Linked DNA regions of Homo sapiens: region 2 is linked to region 1. Evidence: chromatin contacts called from ENCODE Hi-C data. All regions are on one chromosome and are shown on one strand. The core of a region is the stretch at or near the end of the contact, and the rest is flanking DNA. Distances in the headings are between cores, read along the strand shown.

Region 1 (4,516 bases), core at 1,416-3,915:
AATTATGAAACACCAACATAAGATCCAACTTTCTTAACACTGGAAATCCAAATGGAGAGAAGAGAGTGGGAGCAACTCTCCATTATTTCAACAACAACAAAGAGTAGTTGAAGAAATAATGGCTAAAAACTCCCTAAATTTATTCGAAAACCAAAAAAAAAAAAAAAAACAAAACCAAACATGAAATCCAAAGAAATCCATGATAAGACACATCATAATTAAACTTCTGAAAACTAAAGACAAAGTAAAAACTTGAAAGCAGCCAGAGAGAAATGACACATTATCTACAGGGGAACATCAATCTGAGTGACAGCAGCATCCTAATCAGAAACCATGGACACAAGAAGGAAGCAGCACAAGATTTTTCAAGTGCTAAGAAAAGAATGGCAGGCTAGCAGCCATGGCTCACGCCTTAATCCTAACACTCTGGGAGGATGACACAGGAGGATCACTTGAGACCAGTTGGGCAATATAGCAAGATGCTGTCTCTTCAAAAAAAATTTTTTTTAATTAGCCAGGCATGGTGGTATGTGCCTATAGTCCCAGCTACATGGGTGGATTGCCTGGGCCCAACAGATCAAAGCTGTAATGAGCTACGATCGCATCACTAACTCCAGCCAGGAGAACAGAGTGAGACCCTGTCTCAAAAAAAAAAAAAAGGAAGAACAATAGAAAAAGGGGAAATATGCGTATGTGGTATATGCAATACACTATCTTTATCATCATGAGTTTTATAAACCATATTTGATGACTGACACAAAAACTGTAACACCATCTGATACCCAGGACATGATACTTAAAGTGAGGACCTAAGTGAAAGAAGGGTTTCCACACTTGACTGGAAGTGGTGAAATACAGCAATACACCATGGTGATAAGTCACATTTGTATATTGTAATACCCAGAGCAAGCACTGTAAAAACTATACCAACACCTAATCTCAAACACACTATAGGGATACCAAAAAAGTGTCCAAGTAACCCAAAAAGTGGCAAAAAAAAAAAAAAAAAGAAACAGGAATCAGAATGAGAATCAGAAGAAACAGAACACAGATAATAAATGGCACACTTATATTCTAACATATCAGTAATTATCGTAAATGTAAATGGTGTAAATATGCCAATCAAAAGAGAATGGCATAGTTGATAAAAAATATAAGATCCAACAAGAAACTCACTTCAAATTCAACATAGGTAAGTTGAAAGCTAATACCATGCAAACATTAATCCAAAAAAAAGCATAAATGGCGACATCAATATCTAATAAAGATTTTAGAGCAAAGAAAATTACCAGAGACAGAGGAACATTAACAATGAAAGGAACAATCCACCGAGATGACAAAAAATCTTGAATGTGCGTGCACCACATGACAGTGCTTCAAAGTACATGAGGCAAAAATGGATTCAATCTGTGATGGAAACCTATTTTGAAACAGGTGGCACATTTCCAACTAAAGAACTCCTAAAATTAAACAGATTTACTAACACAATTACTGTTATAGGTAACACCAGAACCCACTTCCAACCAAGCACTGAAAAAAGGGCACCTTACACATGTTCTACTGTAATCTCCAATAATCCCGTAAGAAAAAATATTATCCAGCATTTTACAGATGAGGAAACCATGGCTTGAGTTTAAATAAGTTACCCGAGAGTAAATCGCTAGTGGGTAAACACTCAAATCAGCGTTATAACATTCCAGTATGTACTTTGAGCTATATGTTAGTCTCTCAAATGGCCGAAAACAAAAATTATTCAAAAACTCAAATTCTGAAGCAACTACATATTGAGTGAAATTATGTTTTCGACAATTCCTCTGGAATAAAACTTCAAAAACTATAAGAAGCAACACTTTTTAAAATTTTCTTTTCTTTGAATGAGAAATGTTAAATATGAGCTAAATGCAATCTCGAGTATGAAAGGTCTGTACACTAATTCTACTGCTAACCTGTGACCCCACTAAACAAGTTAACCGTTCTCAATACCCCATTTCCCTTTCGTAAAAGCAAAATTACTTGTCGACAAAAAGCACTTTGTATATATATGTTTAAACAAAAAGTGTGCCTAGCAAAGATATCGAAATGTCGAAGAGAAGTCATTTCAATAAGAAGTGTGTTTTTAACAAAGCAATTAAAAGTTACATCCGTCACCTTCACAATTCACAGGGCTACAAGAACAAGTTTCGGAGACTCTGAAGTATCCGAGAAGTTAGCACTTTTGATCCCCGTTTACTTTAGGAGAGCAGCCACCCCTCAACACTGGACCGCGGTTCTCTGCTCCCGTTCTGGCTCCTACGCTCGGCCCAGGCGTCCCGGGGATGCAGCCGCTCGCCCCGGCAGCTGCCCGCGGCCCTCACCACCGGCGGACGCCACAGCTGCGGCGCGCTCAGAACGCCAAGGACTCCCGGCTCCCAGCGAACAGATGGGGCGCGCCGGTAGCGACCCCAGACCCGCCCGGCTCCGGGTTCCTGCGGTGGGCTGGGGGCCCCGGGGAGCGTCGGCGGGGAACGGGGCCAGTGCCGCCTCGGTTACCTGCTGTGCCGGTCGGCTCCCGGCCTGGGCCCCGCGGCGCTGTAGTAGGCCGCGCGTTTGCGGTTGGCTGCGGCCGCCGCTGCGCTACGCACCGGGTAAAGCGGGATCTGGTCCGCCATGTTCCGACCGCCCCTTTCCCGCCCCTCCCACTTTCCCCTCAATTCGCCACCTTTTCCCCGCCCTCTCCCCTCAGCGCCAACCCCGGCTGAGGCGCCGCCTGCGGGCCTTCCCCGCCTCCGCCAAGCGGCGAGGTCCGATGACGTAACGAGCGGCGGCGCGGAAGGTGTGGCGTCCCTAGGCCCCGCCCTCGTTTGGCGTCGGCGCACGATGACGTGCCCAGGGTGGCAAAAGCGCGGCGCAGGAGGCAGTGGAGTCCGGGCAATGACGTCACGAGTGGCTAAAGCTGGGACGGGGGGCGTCGCGTTCCGAGGCCCCGCCCCCGCCTCGTGACGGGCCCGATGACGTCACCGATCGGCGGGGCGGGGCGCGCGTGCGCCACAGGCTGGCCTTCCGGTAGCGCGCGAGGGCCTGCACGTGGGTCGTGGTTCGACCCGGCGCGCTCTGGTCCGCGGGTGGAAGGGCCTCGCAGCCGTCTCCTGGAAGCTCTGCCGGGGACACGCGTGGGCGCGCGCGGCCTCCTTAGCGGTCCAGAGCCTGCGCTGCCAGTAGTACGCGCGCCCCATGGCTGTGTGGGGCCCCACGCGCCCTCCTCGCCGCGCGGCTTCTTGCTTCCGCCCCGCGCTTCTCCAGCCTGCCTTCGGTGCCCGCTTCCTGCCCGCGCCCTTGGAACCGCTGGTGTCTGTGCGTTCACAGGCAGGGTCGTGCTACGTGGCCCGGGCCCCCAAAGCGCCGCGACTGCAGGCGCGCCCACCGCGCCGGGCTGAATTTCCGAGATGTTCTTGTCCTGCTTCCTCACTGCTGCTTCCTTCTTTCTCTGGTTCTGGGTCTTTAGCTTGATTCCACATCCCCCACCTCTAGGCCCACAGCCTGCTGAAAAGTCCTATAGGCGACTGTCAGAAACGAGGTTTACACCCTCAGTCTACACAAGAAAGCAAAACGATATTGAATAAACGAATACACGGCTTTGGTTGGGTTTGTTTCATTTCCTGTCCCGAGGACAGCTCCCTTCCACCTCCATCACCCGCTGCAGCTGGAAGCCGGCAAGCTGATGCACCGCTCACCTCACGTATTAATGGTTTACTCACTTTGTGTTTTTTTAAACAATGTTTTTCTGATATTCCATTTTCATGACATATAAATTTTGTCTATGTGTTTGAAACACTGTTCAACATGAACTTATAAATGCTTTTCTTTTCTGTTTTTTGGAGATGGGGTCTCTGTTACCCAGGCTGGAGTGTAATGTTTTGATCACGGCTCACTACATCTTCCACCTCTCAAGGTTCAGGTGATCTTCCCCCATCTGCATGTATTACTTTTTCATTATAAAAAATGGTCTTTATGAATATGAATATTCTTAATTTGTTGCTGCCACTCTGATTGCCAGTTTGCTTCTCAGCTGCTTTTCATGTAACCTGAATACATGCCACTCCACAGACACTAACTACTTTCAAAAGACGCCAATGGCCTCCTAATTGACAATGGCCTCACCCATTATTTCTCTACCTCACTCTCAGCCGCTGACACTGTTCACACCATCTCTCACCCACATTCAACAACTGATATTGATAACACCATCTCATTCTCACAGCACTGGCACTGTAACACCATCTCCTCACCCTCACTCAGTACCTGACAGTGATAACGCCGTCTCCTCACCCTCACTCAACTACTGACAGTGACAACAGCATCTTCTCACCCTCACTCAACTACTGACAGTGACAACACCATCTGACCCTCAGTCAACACCTGACAGTGACAACATCTTCTGACCCTCACTCAGCAACTGAAAGTGACAACAACATTTCTTCACCCTCACTCAACAACTGACAATGACAACACCTTCTCCTGACCCTCAACTACTGACAGG
Region 2 (4,516 bases), core at 1,183-3,682, 1.0 Mb before region 1:
TCGGGACGCTGAGGCAGGAGAATCGCTTGAACCCGGGAGACAGAGGTTGCAGTGAGCCGAGATCACACCACTGCACTCCAGCCTGGGCGACAGGGCAAAACTCCGTCTCAAAAAAAAAAAAAAAAAATGTCATTCAGGTAATACAGTAATAAACAATACTTTTTAAGCCACAGAACTTTTTTTTAGTTCCTGTGAAATCGCACAAAACGATGGTCACCAAAAAGGATTCTGGAGTTGTGTGCCCGGGTTTACATCAGCTCCACCATTTATGAGCTGTGTAATCTTCAGGAAATCACTTACTCTCTCCAGGCCTCAGCTGGCTCTTCTGTAAAACAGGGCGAGTATGACCTAATTCACAGAGTAGTTATGAGGATAAATGAGTTAATACATGCAAAACAGCACATAAGCACTGAGTTTGCTATTAATTAACTCCAAAAAACTAAATGAAATGTCCCAACTATTGGAATACAGGACTTTTTAAAAAGCAACTTTAAAAACACAGAATACTTGGATCATATATTCAGCAGATCTGGGTTCAAATCACTGGGAGATACCGGTTTCCACCTATGTAACACATTGCCCTAACAGGTCTAGGATAGCCAGAGGATGAAGGGCAGGGCAGAAACCAAGTTTGCAATATGCTATTGGTGAACTTATGAGGGCAATCATAAATTAACCAACAGCATATTGCAAACTTGGGTTCAAATTAAAAACGTGTCTCCCAAATCCCAGAATCTCTTCAGCTAAAAATCTTAGCATAGCTGTCATCTTCCCCCATAAACAGTGATCAACTCCTTTCAGACATGTCCTAACCCTCACTGTTCCTCCCCTCAACTAGAGGGCCGGTAGGACAACCTCTTGTCTCATCTTCACTCTTGTACTTCCTTTCTTAACACACATCTGTCACTTCATGTTTAAGGACGACGGGCTCAATGCTGTCTTCGCAGTGAAGTCCTAACTCCAACCGAAATTTAACCGAAATATTAATACACACTCATACATGGCCAACTCTCCAAGAACATCTTTAAATAAGTTACACATACATTACCGACTTCCAAATACAGCTGAACATGTACTTTACACAACTCTTTTTACATGTGGTCCTCTCTCCCACTAATGCTCCTCACCCCCAAAAATGGTACCCAGACTCCAAACCCCCTCTTTTGATAAAGGCTCTGCGTGGCAGATGCCCACAGTACTCTACAAACTGCTGCCCCACTTGCCAATCTGCATTGTCAGTTACCTGCTTACCAGTTTCTCCTCCCCCACCCCACTCCTCCACAGCCAGTATATTCCTCAAGATCCCAAGAGGCAGTGATTACCCGTGCAAATAGAGTAAGTTTTAAGCACGCAGGCAAGTCTTCTGTTCAAATAAACTACTTAAAATATCTAATTATTTCTCATTCTGCATCTGTACAGTATTTAAAAGGGCAGTTAAAATTAACATTCCAAAGTCAACTGTAGTAGAAATTTTGTAAACGGAATCTATTTCAATGCAACCAGCAACGGCAGATGAAAAGTAATGTTAAAGTCAACATCTGTATATCAATTATTGATATTCGCATCAAAAGCTCAACGATGAAGAAACAGGGCCCCGTTATCAGCTGTTCTTCAAACCTTTCTAGGGAAAAAAAAACCTGGGCAGATTTAGGTGTCACCGTCAGCTCCTGACCTACATCTGCCGTCACTCAAGGCTCCTCCAGAGAGAAGCTTCCAGGAGAACCCGGTCTCGGGGATGCGGCGGGCGGGCCAGCGGGCGGGGCGTTTCTGGAGTCCTTACAGGGGTCGCCACAGCTCCTTGCCCCCTCTCTTCTTCTCCATCCCCGTTCCCTCTCCCTCTACTCCTCGCTCCCTTCACCAGCCCCCCTCTCTCCCTCGGTCCCCGTCCTCGTCTTTCCCCTATTCCTACTCTCCCCTCAGGTCCCCATCCCCTTCTCCGCCCTCCCGGGGCGGCCCCCGCTCCCACGTGACCGGCGGCGGGCGGGGCGGGCCGCGGGCGCGTCGGGGGTCGACGGGCGCCGTTCGGGCCGCGAACCCGCGCCCTGAGAACGTCCCGGGATTCCCGAGGCGGCCACGGGCGGCGCGAGGGCAGGCGGCGGGCGTGGGTGTGGGCTGGGTACCGGCGGGGGCGGGGCTCGGAGGGGACCAGACTGGGGCGGGGGCCAGGACCGGGGCAGGGGGCGTCGCCGCGCGGGCCCGCGCCGGGCCGGGCCGTACCTACCGCTTGGCGCCCGAGGAGCACCGCGTCTCCGCTGCTGCCTCTCGCAGGGCTGCCGCGTCTTCCGCCGAGCGCAGCCGCGTCCCGTGGGGCCGCCTGCGCCCGCCCGCGCCTCCGCCCCGCGCGGCGGGACCCCCGCCTCAGCGCGCGCCCACCCCCAGCGCGACTGGTCCCCTCCTCCCGCGCAGCCAGAAAGAGAAAATGGCGCTCGATTGGCCTCAGGAAGTGACGTTGGCCCTCATTTGCATGTAGGCGCAGCCAGCCAATGAGAGCAGAGTGTGCTTGGGGGCCCCTGGCACTTCCCACAGGCCCCCCGGGGCCCCTGGCTAAAGATGGACTGGAGGCTCTGGGGTGGCAGTGGGGGGCCCCTGTTGGACCCCCTGACTCCCTTCTGTCCCAGGGAACTGCCCTGCCAGCTCCTTTCCACATCTGTGCAAACTCTCGTGAGAGTTTGAGTGGGCAATGACGTCACTAAAGGGGTGGGGAGAGTGTGTCATCAACCATGTGACTAATCACGTGGACTCACCACAGCTTTGACTTCATTTGCATGGAATGGGGTGGAGCTAGTGGCAGCTCCAGGAGTGGTGACCCCGCCCACATCTCAGAGCCAATGGGAGCCCAACTGTGATAATGCTGCCTTGCCATTGGAAGACAAAACTTTGGCTCCCAGAACTGGGACAAGTGTGCCATGATTGGCATATCCTGGTGAACCGACTAGCTGGGGTCTCCTGACTTCATCATTCCTGTGGGAAAGTGATCACACCTTCTCTTGAGAATTCTGATTTTTAGATCTACTACAAGTTGTGTGGGGAGAGGGTTAATTGCATACATTTGTATAAACTCTTAACCTAAAAGTTCATTTTTGCACAGGTGTTTATCAATTGTGTAGCAATAATAATTTATTCCACAAAATTAGTGGAAACATGGCGTAGGGCTTTCAAAATGGCTCTAGGTCTTCGTTCCGTGGAGTCCCCAGGCCTCTGGCGGACGCCCTCGTGCCCCAGAGCACGTGGGAGTAACCACGAGGGCAGCGCAGGCGCCTCCCCCAGTGCCCCTAACCTTAACCCTAATTCTGACCCTGCACCTGAACCTCACCTAGCACTAACCCTGACTCTGACCCTAACTCCCCTCCAGTGTTCCTTCCCCTGACCCTAACTCAGCCGCGCCCTCAGTGGCTGTTCCAGGCAGTTCCTTCTTGGCGAAGCCGTCTGCAGGACACGTGCCCCTTTCAGCACAAGGCCACGTCTCCTTCCAGAGCGCCGAGCCCCTGCAACCCGCCGCCAGCCTCCAGCCCTGAGGCCCACTCCAGCCACCGCGGGGCAGAGGCCGTGCCCAGGCTGGGCCTTCCGCCCACCGCCCTCTCCAGAGCCTCCTTGTCACCATCCGCTCGTCCATAATTTCAGCTTTTCCCTCTCAATGGGAGCCTTCTGCTCAGTTTAGCCCAGTGACTAAACACATAATAGGCACTAAATTAATGTCCATATTCGTTTTAAAACTGTGTTAAATGGTGGGCCGATATGACCTGACCAAAATTTGCTTTTTTCCTACATGAATACAAGTCATAATTGAAGTAGAGTTTGCCCTTTATGTTTGCTGACAAGTTAAGATTTTACTTTGAGTTACAGTGGTAAATGGGTGTGATGTCCCTATATATCTTCCTTGCAAAATTATGGGTGGGATGAAAAGTGTAGTTAAAGCCTGCAGTCTCCCATTGATCCTCTAGTGACCTCTCATTTTATCACATTTCTCAAAACAGCAGTCCCTGTGTCTGTCTCCTCAGCCCCCTGCACGCCTCTCGCCCCCACCCTCACCACTCTGCAGAAACGCCTTGGTCACCAGCGCCCTCCTAATTGCTGAGCCCAAAACAGATTTTAGGCCTCGTCTTTCTGTATCTATCTTCCATTTGTTACTACAGACCAATCCCCCTTTCCTACAGACCTCCCGCAACAAAGCCGCCCCACCACCACTACTCCTCAAACGGGCTCTTTAATCTCCAAACTCGGGAACTGTTTCCTAATCTACAGACCTCCCCCCACAAAGCCGCCCCCCCCCACACCCACTACTCCCCAGACGGGCTCTTTCATCTCCATATTCACGAACTGTTTCCTCATCTTCGCCTGCATCTCTTCCCGGCCCATCCTTGAACGCGGTGTTCTCTGGGATCCTGCTGACTTTTTCCTTCACGGTGCAGCACATATGCGCCACTCGCTTCCTGTGTGCCAGGCACCGTGCTGGGTATTGGAACTCCCACGCCTTTCATTTTTTTCTGCATTTTCTCCCTTGTTAATTTCGACCACA

The links. Hi-C counts contacts between places; a loop is a spot of excess contacts on that map. Pooled maps may share reads with other maps.
Region 2: a loop to region 1 is called in a map of heart left ventricle, with 15 times the contacts of the local background. The contact joins the promoter of ADNP2 here to the promoter of ATP9B in region 1. A Hi-C loop is called at or near these places in 3 of 168 maps with a recorded cell type or tissue (CD8-positive, alpha-beta T cell, heart left ventricle and naive thymus-derived CD4-positive, alpha-beta T cell), 5 of 37 single-sample maps with no recorded cell type and 16 of 50 pooled maps.

The regions. Positions count from the first base shown.
Region 1 is chr18:79,067,543-79,072,058 of GRCh38, reverse strand. ATP9B (ATPase phospholipid transporting 9B (putative)) reads right to left here and starts at 2,665. Exons shown (of 30, transcript NM_198531.5): 1 at 2,530-2,665. The coding sequence starts at 2,648.
Region 2 is chr18:80,107,178-80,111,693 of GRCh38, reverse strand. It overlaps ADNP2 (ADNP homeobox 2), which reads right to left and starts at 2,432. Exons shown (of 4, transcript NM_014913.4): 1 at 2,222-2,432. RefSeq lists silencers at 1,911-2,010, 2,211-2,370 and enhancers at 2,180-2,681, 3,508-4,009.